2 separate regions of the Homo sapiens genome follow, and region 2 is linked to region 1. The links are chromatin contacts, found by Hi-C or POLR2A ChIA-PET in ENCODE. All regions are on one chromosome and are shown on one strand. Each heading gives the region's core, a stretch centred on a gene start or an enhancer-like site at or near the end of the contact. The rest is flanking DNA. Distances are from core to core; before and after follow the strand shown. Region 1 has its middle 110 kb from the start of SIPA1L1. Region 2 overlaps SIPA1L1 (signal induced proliferation associated 1 like 1).

Region 1 (5,174 bases), core at 1,162-3,661:
TGGATCTTCATTTTTCACCTGTAAAACAAGGTTAATCTCCCTGATCCTACCCATGGTCAAAAATGATCCCCGGCTTTTTCACGCTCCCAAGGCACGTGGCCCAGGTTTTTACTTGACCTGTATTTCACTCTGTCTAGTGCGTGATTTTTCTCAATACTTCAGCTAATTGTTTACACAACTCCTGACTCAGCAGATTATAAGCTCCATGAAGGCAGGGACTGATGGGGAACATAGTCAATAATTTTTCATTTTCAGTCATTTACTTAAATATTTATTGAGGTCACTAGGCACTGTGTTAAACTCCAGAAATATAGCAGCGAGCAACTCAGACAAAATCTCAGCTCTCTCACTTTGCTTTCTGGTGGGGAAGATAGATAGTAATGATAAAACATAACATAAACAGGAAAAATAAAAGACAGCAGGGCTCCTGTGTTGCACACCTGCAGGGGGCACTGTTTGCACCAATGTAATATTAATGGCTGTCTCTAATGTGCAAAGGCAGCGGCTCTGGGGATGCTATATCCCCAGGGTCTGGCCTAATGCTTGATATGTGGTAAGCATTCTGTAAATATTTATTCAAGAATAAGTGAATGAATAAATGAGTGGTCTTAGTGTGGTAAAGTCTTTTAATATCCAACTATATCCATGTTTCTCTCTTTTGGCATACACCTGCTGGCTCCTTGGAGTTAGTAAAGCCATGGGACTGATTCTGCCCAGTGAGATGTAAGCAGAAGTGTTGGAATTTACTTCTGGATGAGCACCTGACCACCTCCAGCTGTTTCTTCCCCTGCTGCAATGACTAGGGCAGCTGCAAGATAGTGGATTCTCCATTGCCCTGAGCCCCTGAGTGATTTTGTGGAGCAGAGCAGACCCTCATTGGATATGAAGCATTTGCAAGATGAGCCTTTGTTATGTTAAGGCCCCAAGACTGTGGGGTTGTTTGTTACCATGGCATAGCCCAACCCATTCTGACTGATGGTCTCACTCTCCTGTAAGCTATCTGAGGGTGGGGCCGTGGGGCTCAGCATAGGAGCAATCTGTAAATGTTCAAAAAGAATTGATAGAAGAAAGAGTAATTCACATTGATTAATAAATATTATCAGTCTCTTTTCCCTCTGCTTGAATTCCTCAGCTCTTAGGAAACAGGATGGCTAGATTGTTCATTTCCAATGGGTGGGTTTCCTTTTATCCCTAAAGCCCTCTCTGTGGCAGGTGAGGCAATGCTGCCCTTTTCCACACATGAAAAAAACACCAGTTTCTTTCCATGCGACTCAAACAATCTGGAGGAAGGACATAGGAAAACCCCCAGAGTTGGAGCAAATGGGGTCTTTGCCTACTCAAGCCTCTTCAGTGTGGCTTGCATGAAACAGAGAGATATTTGCAGCTGTACTGTGAATCCAGACAAGTACGGACAAAAATTCTCCATTCCCCACAGGGTGGAGAATACACTGCTATAGATCTCTTTCCTTAGACCAGGGGTCCTCAGACCGTGGCGTGCATCTGAGTCCCCTGGAGGGCTGATTCAAACAGATTGTCAGTGCCCACCCCAGAATCTGTGATGTAATTTGTTTGGAGTGGGGACTGGGAATGTGCATTTCTAATAAACTCTCTGATGAAGCTGATGCTACAAATCCAGGGACTATATTTGGAGAAACCATTGCATACGACTGATGTTCTCTCTGGCTTTCAAAGTCAAGAGTAAATGCAACACCTGTGAGACTAGCGCTATAACCTGTTATTAGTCATTAACAACATGGGATCAACTAATTTTTTTCAGATTACCCAGATGATAAGGGGAGACAAGATGGAGGAAATAAAAGTTTCAGGAAGGGGTGGGCCTGGGAAAGAATACAGTTTTGAGGACTGCTGCCCAGAGGAGGGACTGACGATGTCTTAAAAGAAGGTCCTGGGGTTGAGAGCCAGAAGGAACCAGGGGCCAATATGGGTGCAGAGGTGGCCGTGGAAAGACAAATTTGAGGGCTTATCCTTGCATAGTGAAAAGAGGGCCTGGACTTGGAGTCCAAAATCCTGCAGGCCTTTCCCATGAGACCTTGTAGCTGCTGGCAGCAGCTGAGGTGAGCCACTTTGTTAAGTTGTTAAGCAGACTTAACAGCTCTTGTAGGGAGAGCGTGCCAGGGTTAACTCAGCCTCCAGCCTTAACCTCTTTTGCACGAGGAGGTAGGTAAGCCTTTCCCAGGACCCCATGCCCAGTGCACTGTCTGCATCGAGCCTGTGTTCCAGCATCTTCCTGCTGGCTTATTATCAGTGGTCCCCAGCAGAACAGAGTTGTGCTGTGCCAAGGGTTAGCGTAGGTGGCTGTGACTCACTCAGCCTCCTGGGGAAGCAGATGCTGCCACTGTAACCAGCGCTGCCAGGGAAACAGGCTAAATAAATCCCAGATCCTTGTAGAGGGCAGAGAACAAGCTGCCTGCAGCCAGTGAGCCAGCAGCTCTGGTTCTGTTCAGGTTCAGCCACTGCAACAGCCTGTGTCCAGCTCTCAGCTTCGGGACTAACTGGGGACTGGGATTGAGAACAGAAACAACAGAGCCTTGTGCAGAGGCTGGAGCATGTGACGAGAGGTGATGTATTAGTCCGTTTTCATGCTGCTGATAAGACGTCCTCGAGACTGGGTAATTTATAAAGAAAAAGAGGTTTAATGGACTCACAGTTCCACATGGCTGGGGAGGCCTCACAATCATGGCGGAAGGCAAGGGAAGAACAAAGGCAGGTCTTACATGGTGGCAGGCAAAGTGAGAACGAGAACCAAGTGAAAGGGGTTTCCCCTTATAAAACCATCAGATCTCGTGATACTTATTCACTACCAAGAGAACAGTATGGGGGAAACCATGCCCATGATTCATTTATCTCCCACTGGGTCCCTCCTACAAAATGTGGGAATTATGGGAGCTAACGATGAGATTTGGGTGGGGACACAGCCAAACCATATCAAGTGATCAGAAGGCTGTGTCTGATGATGGGTGCCCATGCACAGCTGCAGCACCCATGCTAAGCCTTAGTCACTAGGCTGATGAGTTCACACAGATCCCTCTCTGAAAATCTGTGATATTTGTGCTTACTGTTGGGTTGGGGAGAAGAGATGAGAAACTCAACTCTTTTTTTTTTAAGACAGGGTCTCACTCTGTCACCCAGGCTGGAGTGCATTGGTGCGATCTTGACTCACTGCAACCTCTGCTTCCTTGGTTCAAGCTATTCTCATGCCTCAGCTTCCTAAGTAGCTGGGACTATAGGCACGGGACACCACATCTGGCTAATTTTTGCATTTCTTGGTAGAGATGGGATTTCACCATGTTGGCCAGGCTGGTCTTGAACTCCTGATCTCAAGTGATTCACCCGCCTTGGCCTCCCAAAGTGCTGGGATTACAGACGTGAGCCACTGTGCCTGGCCAAGAAACTCACTCTTGATTCTCTTCTCCTTCCTATTTGGAAAGGAGCAGCTCCCTCACTAGACAATGTGAAGCTGCCCTCTATTCCAAATGGCCAGAAATCGACCCCCTGAGAAGTGTCTGCTTTGTCATAAACCAAGAAGAGGAAACTGAGGCCAGAAGATGCAATGACCTAGCCAAAGCCCCACAGAGGCTTTTAGAGGCAGCGTCAGGCTGGGCTCCTGGTATCCTGGACACAGAGCCTCATCATTTCCCACTGGACACTGCACCCCATGGAAACAATTGTATGGACCTTAGGGAATTTGCTTTACCATGAATATCTGCTCTTACAGGCAGTGGGTGGTGCCATTAGTAACATACACTGCTTTTTCCATGAGCAGCAGGGAGTCTCTAGCCAACTTTCTCCAACTTCATCAACTCCTAATCCAGGCTAATGAGTCCCTGGCTCTACCAGTGAGATAGTGGAAATCCCAAGAGTTTTTAGGTTTGCCTAACATCCTATCATTGCAAGGTCAGGAACAGAACCAGAGGTGGGCCTCCTGGGTTTTCAAACCAGCCCTCCTGAGGTAGTGAATGTCCAAACTCATCAGTCTCACCTGATGATTCTCAGGTAATTTCCCTAGAAGTCCCCACTCCCTATTCCCAGACAAGGCTCACAACATGGCCCAGTGGTATTAGCACATTTTTATGGCCCCAGGTTTCCCTGAGGTAGGAGGCAAGACTTGACTCTGGAGGCTCGGCTCAGACACTGGACCAGGTTGAGGACTAGCTAAAACAGGGAGGAGGCGAAAGCACCTCTCCATAAGACACATCCACCAGCATGCCATGTCAGTTTACCATTGCCATGGCTACACCAGGAAGTTACCAGCCCTTCCATGGTAATGACCTGACAACCCATAAGTTACCACTCTTTTTCTAGAAATTTCTGCATAATCTTCCCCTTAATTTGCATATTATTAAAAGTGGGTATACACATGACTGCAGAACTGCCTCTGAGCTGCCATTCTGGGTGCACTGCCCTGCCTAGGGGTAGCCCTGCTCTCCTGCTGCTGCACACTGCTGCTTCAATCAAAGTTGCTGTCTAACACCACTGGCTCACCCTAGAATTCTTTCCTGGATGAAACTAAGAACCCTCCTGGGTTAAGCCCCAACTTAGGGGCTCATCTGCCCTGCATTACTCCCAGGCTCCCAGCAGCCACCTCAAGCCTTCCTTGCTTCTCAAGCCCCACAGAGGGGGCTGTGAGGGACCTTCTCTCTCTACCTTCCTCTTAGATTTCACAGGAGGAATAAGGGCCACTGGATGGGCCTCACTGTCCTTCCTGACCTTGCCTTCCTGTCTCCTGTTTAAGGAAAATCCCTTTTCCTGCATCCTGATCCCTTCCCTCCCTGCCATATCTTTGCTCCATAAATTATCTCCCCTCTCCTAATTATTCAACATCCTCCTTTCTACAAGTTCCTCCTCCTCAGCCTGTAAACTTGTTTATGTCTCTCCCACATAAAAGAAAAAAACCAGCTACATCAAATGCGCATTCCTCCCTGGTGACTCTCCTTCTCTACCTGAAACGCCTCTTATCAGAGTAACCTGCACTTTTTGCCTCCCCTTTCTTTCCTCTCAATGGGTCCCAATCTCTTTCTGTAACTTGCTGTGTAAGCTTGGGCAAGTGACTTAACCTCTCTGAGCCTCTCAGTGTATTCATCCATAAAATGAAAATAATCATACTTTCTTTGTAGAGTTGTGAAAATTTAATGAAATTCCACACACAAAACTCC
Region 2 (4,977 bases), core at 1,205-3,704, 330 kb before region 1:
AGCAGCAGCAGCAGCAGGAAGAAGCAGCAGCAGCAGCAGCAGGAAGAAGAAGAAAGAGGAAAGAAGGAGGAGGAGGAAGAGGAAGAGGAGGAAGAGGAGGAGGAGGAAGAGGAGAAGAGGAAGAGGAGAGGAAGAGGAAGAAGAAGAAGAAGAGGAGGAGGAGGAGGAGCCAGGCATGGTGGTGCACACCTAACTACTTGGGAGGCTGAGTGGGGAGGACGGCTTGAGCTGGAGCCCAGGAGTTCAAGCCTGCCAGTGAACTACGACTGTGCACTGTACTCCAGGCTGGGTGATAGAGTAAGACCCTATTTCTAAAAAAATAAAAATATAGAAATAAGGAGTTGGGGGACTGGGAAGTAAGTTCATTCTCTAGCAGGTTGGATCCATGGTCGTGCCATTGATTTCCTCCTGTCCCTTAACCCCAAAGTCAGTAAGTTATTACTGATCCTTACGTGTTTTAGAATTCCTTTGTGCCATCCAATGGGAAATATATGGAATGGGGAGCCTTGAGCTATTACTGTGCAATGGCTACAATACTTATCTAAAAATAATGACACAATAACTGGCACTAGAATCTCTGTTTTGAATGATGTATGCATTGTGTCAACATACCTTAATGTTTCTGTTGCTGTTGTCAGAGACAGAGTTTCACTCTGTCACCCAGGCTGGAATGCAGTAGCATAATTATAGCTCACTGCAGCCTTGACCTTCTAGACTCAAGTAATCCTCCTGCTTCAGCCTCCCAAGCAGCTAGGACTACAGGTGTGTGCCAACATGCCCGGCTAATTTTTATTTTTTAATTCTTATTTATGTAGCGATAGGGTCTCACTATGTTACCCAGGGTGGTCTCAAACTCCTGGGCTCAAGCAATCCTCTCACCTTGGCCTCCCAAAGTGCTGGGGGATTATAGGCATGAGCTGCCGCTTCTGGCTGAGATTAACTTTTATAGAAAGAAACATGCACTGGCCCATCTGTTTCCTGCTCTTTGAATGACTTGTTTTGCTACTTTTAACAAGTAACTATGCATTTGGGTCTTTATTTACTTATCCTTAAAGAGGAATTGTTATAGATATAATAAACATTAGAATCCTTACATTAGTCAATTATTCTAAAAATGAAACATGCCCTCTTGGTTAATGTACTCATCCATAGGCAGAACTTAACATTTAATAAATGATCCAATAAAGGAACTAACTTAACCTCACATGGAGCAGCAAATTATTCTCACCAGAAGGAGAGAGAAAAAATTATCTTCCATATAGCATAAATAAGTTCTTCTTCTTTTTTTTTTTAAAGATGGAGTTTCGCTCTGTCACCCAGGCTGGAGAATCTTGGCTCACTGCAACCTCCACCTCCCGAGTTCAAGCAATTCTCCTGCTTCAGCCTCCTGAGTAGCTGAGACTACAGGTGTGTGCCACCACGTCTGGCTAATTTTTTTTCTTTTTAGTAGAGTTGGGGTTTCACCATGTTGGCCAGGCTGGTCTCAAACTCCTGACCTCAGGCAATCCGCCTACTTGGACCTCCCAAAGTGCTGGGATTACAGGCCTGAGCCACCCTGCCCAGCCAGCATGAATAAGTTCTGATTAATGCGTTACAGCTTGGCTTTCTTTTCACTGTATATTTGAGTACTTTTTTAAAACACTACATGATTTTGCCCTAATTTCAAACAATGTCATGTCTAAATAACCATCTCTCTTGGAGGAGGAAAATTCTGTTCTAACAAGAGTCAGAATGTTTTCAGCAGTGAAACTGCTTCCCTTGTCACTGTATTCTTTTTCTCATTCAGCAAAGACATCACTTCCAAGACAAATGACACAACCTTTTTTTTGTTTGTCCTAGCTATAACACAGCACTTTTTATTTAGTTTTAAAATTTTTTAAATTTTATTTTTCGTAGAGATGCGGTCTTGCTATATTGCCCAGGCTGCTCTTGAGCTCCTGGCTTCAAACAATTCTCCCACCTCAGCCTCCCAAGGTGCTGGGATTACAGACATGAGCCACCACCAGGCTTAGCTGTACTTTAAAAAATCCAAAATTCCTAAAAACAAATTCTGTGAATCAGTTCTATCAGCCTTTGATGGTATTTTGATTTCAGTATGCACTGGAAATGAAGGAATGGACATGAATTCAGAAATGTCCCTCTAATCATGCAGTCTCACAACAGAGGCAGGATCAGCCCCGCTCTTCCCCTCAGAGGAACTAGCTGCTGACAGCAAGTGATTAGTGTTCTGAAACAATTCCAAGGGGCTTGTCAATGTAAACTATCGGCTGCTATAAGAAATGTCAAATCTCCATGATAAGGTATTTTTAGAGCTCCCCACCAGAGTCAACACAGGTTTACTATAAAATGCGAGAGAGCATTTCTGATGAGGAGTTGCTGCCAGTGCCGAAGCATTTCTCAGCCTGCTTCCAAATGTGGATGGCATCGTCCCACTGGATGAGGCGCCTGCTCAGATAATGTCTTGCACAGAGGCAGGCAGCTTCTCTTCACCCTTAGGGTGTTGCTGACAATATAGACAATAGTTCTGCTTTCTAGCTACAGTAATAGATTTAATTACTTGGCTATTTTGGGAGATCGAGGAAGGAAATGCCCCCCTCCCCAACTCTTCCTGCACATTATATTTCCTGTAGTCCAGGTCACACATCTCTCCATGGGAAGAGCTCTTCAAATCAACATATACAAATTGAAAAGCCTGAGGGCAATGAGTTAAATCACAAAACAAAAAGCATTATTCTATATAAAAGCTCGACAAAGGCTACAAAATCCATCTGTCAGAGAAACAGTCCTCTCTGAATAAGAAGTTAGATTCAGACTCTCTGGTCAGTTATTTCTCATGTGGCCAAGAACTTCATGGTCACTGCCAAAAGAAATTTACTGCCATACATAAAGGGCAGTGATTCTTCAACTTCTAAATATTATGAAATACCAGCAACTCATTTTAATGCAATATATGTCATATTTGTTCAATGTGCAAATAGTTTTCCATTGGAAAAGTTCCAAGCTGGCCTAATCGAGAAGTAGCTATTCTCTGGAAACAGTATTGTCAAAAGCAGCCATTTCACCAATGGAGATCATGTAGTGAATAGAGAATATTTACACTAGGCCACACAAGCAAAGAGTAATATAGTAAAGACAATATTCTCCTCCATTTCTGACACTTCTACAGCTTATGAGAGAGTGTTTTTATATTCATTATCTCATTTTGGAAAACGGGCCAAGGAGCAGGAAGGACTGTAGAGAGCATCCTTGAATGGAGTGTGCACTGACTGTCCTCCAAACAGACCACATGGCTTTATAAAGGTCACAGGAAAAACAATGCGGCTCTCTGCTCTTGGAGGAAAAAACGAAGGAAATCAAAATGAGTGCATCTTCCCTTGTGCTGAAAAACAGTTGAGAAATACTAAGAAGCTACTTTGTAGACCACTGTGTTCTCCCAGATTTGAAAGCAACCCTGTATGACTGCAGTTAATGATGTGCACATTTAATAAACACCATCAAAACAAACAAACAAAAAACAGTCTGAAGAACAGACTGTAACTACTTAAGAAATCAGATTTTCTTTGTTTCTTTCTCTCCTTTTTCCTTTCTTCAGTCATTTATCAAGCACTGCAACAGAAATGGGACTACTTTGCCGTCTTGTATCCAGCAAACACCAGAAAACAGACACAAACTCCAAAAAGCACCATGACCCTGCATTTATCAAGCACTGCAACAGAAATGGGACTACTTTGCCGTCTTGTATCCAGCAAACACCAGAAAACAGACACAAACTCCAAAAAGCACCATGACCCTGCCGCTATTACAACCTTAGGAAGACAGTGAACTTGACAATGAAGCTTAGAGACCTGACTTGGCAATAAGGACAGAGAGATCTGAAACAGCAAACTAAAGAAGGCAGAAGAGACACACTCAGGAGTCCAGATCCCAATCTGCCAGACTACACACATTTAACCGCCTTCCTTGCAAAGGATGATGTCCCTGTGTACCAGGTGGAAGGATTATTCCTAAAGCAATTATTCCAAGCTGTGGCTCCATACCACCTCTAGAGGACTCCAAGAATCTCAAAGAATTTGGTAAAATTTCAGAACAAAATTTTATTTCGGCTAATTTATGGAAGACTGAAGAAAAAAAAAAGTAAGAATAGTTAGAAATCACCTCGCTGGGACCAATTCTTACCTTAAAACCTGAAGGGAAAATAACTTCTCACTCCTTTTGAGAAAAAGGGAGATCTTAGTGTATAACAGTAGGGAAGAAGATTCAATTATTAAAAATAAAAACTGTTCAAATTATTTCATAGCCTCTTCACAGAACTGATGAAGGAGGAATTCATCTGGTAAGAAATTAGAAAGGAGAGAGTGAATCTTTTTTTTCCCCCTGCAGTTAACAAATCAGCAAGTCAGTCAAACTCTTAACTGACTATGCATTATAAAAACAAACACTGACAAGCTAGCTATTGCTCAAATGCCATCCTCAGACCCTGATGAGAAAATGGCAGTTACCTGGTCCAATTCAGGGTCACACAGAAACAGCTAAAGGAACAGTGGCAGATTTTACTTTTTAAGACTACAAATTCCTCACCTGAACTCTTTTTCTCTCTCATTTTCTTCCCAAATCTGGCCCACAACTTCATTCTTTACCTGAACTTGATTTTTACTACCATCCTCCACTTAGAAGAAAGTAAAACTTCTCTGTCAAGGGAGAAAAAAAAAAAGAGAGAGAGAGAAAAGGAAATGAAGATGCAGGGGAAAAAAGATAGCCCACTCGCCCACACTGAAGGAATGAGAAGGAGGAATGGGAGGCCAACTGAAAATACTTTATCTAAATCCTCTGAAAAGAGATTACACTGGAATTGCTTATCTAAAATAAAAACCTATCAGTCTGTCTTCGTGTAGAAGTAGTAAACTTAGCCAGGATTGGTGGCTCATGCCTGTGATCCCAGCACTTTGGGAGGCTGAGGCGGTTGGATCACCTGAGGTC

The links. Hi-C counts contacts between places; a loop is a spot of excess contacts on that map. ChIA-PET counts read pairs that join two places held with the same protein, here RNA polymerase II (POLR2A). Pooled maps may share reads with other maps.
Region 2: POLR2A ChIA-PET joins it to region 1 with 10 read pairs in BJ. The contact joins two enhancer-like sites. A Hi-C loop is called at or near these places in 3 of 50 pooled maps. POLR2A ChIA-PET finds 5 or more read pairs at or near these places in 2 of 52 experiments (BJ and Panc1).

What each region holds. Positions count from the first base shown.
Region 1 is chr14:71,204,173-71,209,346 of GRCh38, reverse strand. No RefSeq gene overlaps it. Among named protein-coding and RNA genes, the nearest start is that of SIPA1L1, 110 kb to the left of the region's middle. Within about 2 kb of position 2,411, at least 6 of the 41 ENCODE cell types and tissues checked have a DNase peak (open chromatin) inside an H3K27ac peak, as active enhancers do.
Region 2 is chr14:71,537,433-71,542,409 of GRCh38, reverse strand. All of the region lies in intron 4 of SIPA1L1 (signal induced proliferation associated 1 like 1), which reads right to left. Among named protein-coding and RNA genes, the nearest start is that of SNORD56B, 140 kb to the right of the region's middle. Within about 2 kb of position 2,454, at least 4 of the 41 ENCODE cell types and tissues checked have a DNase peak (open chromatin) inside an H3K27ac peak, as active enhancers do.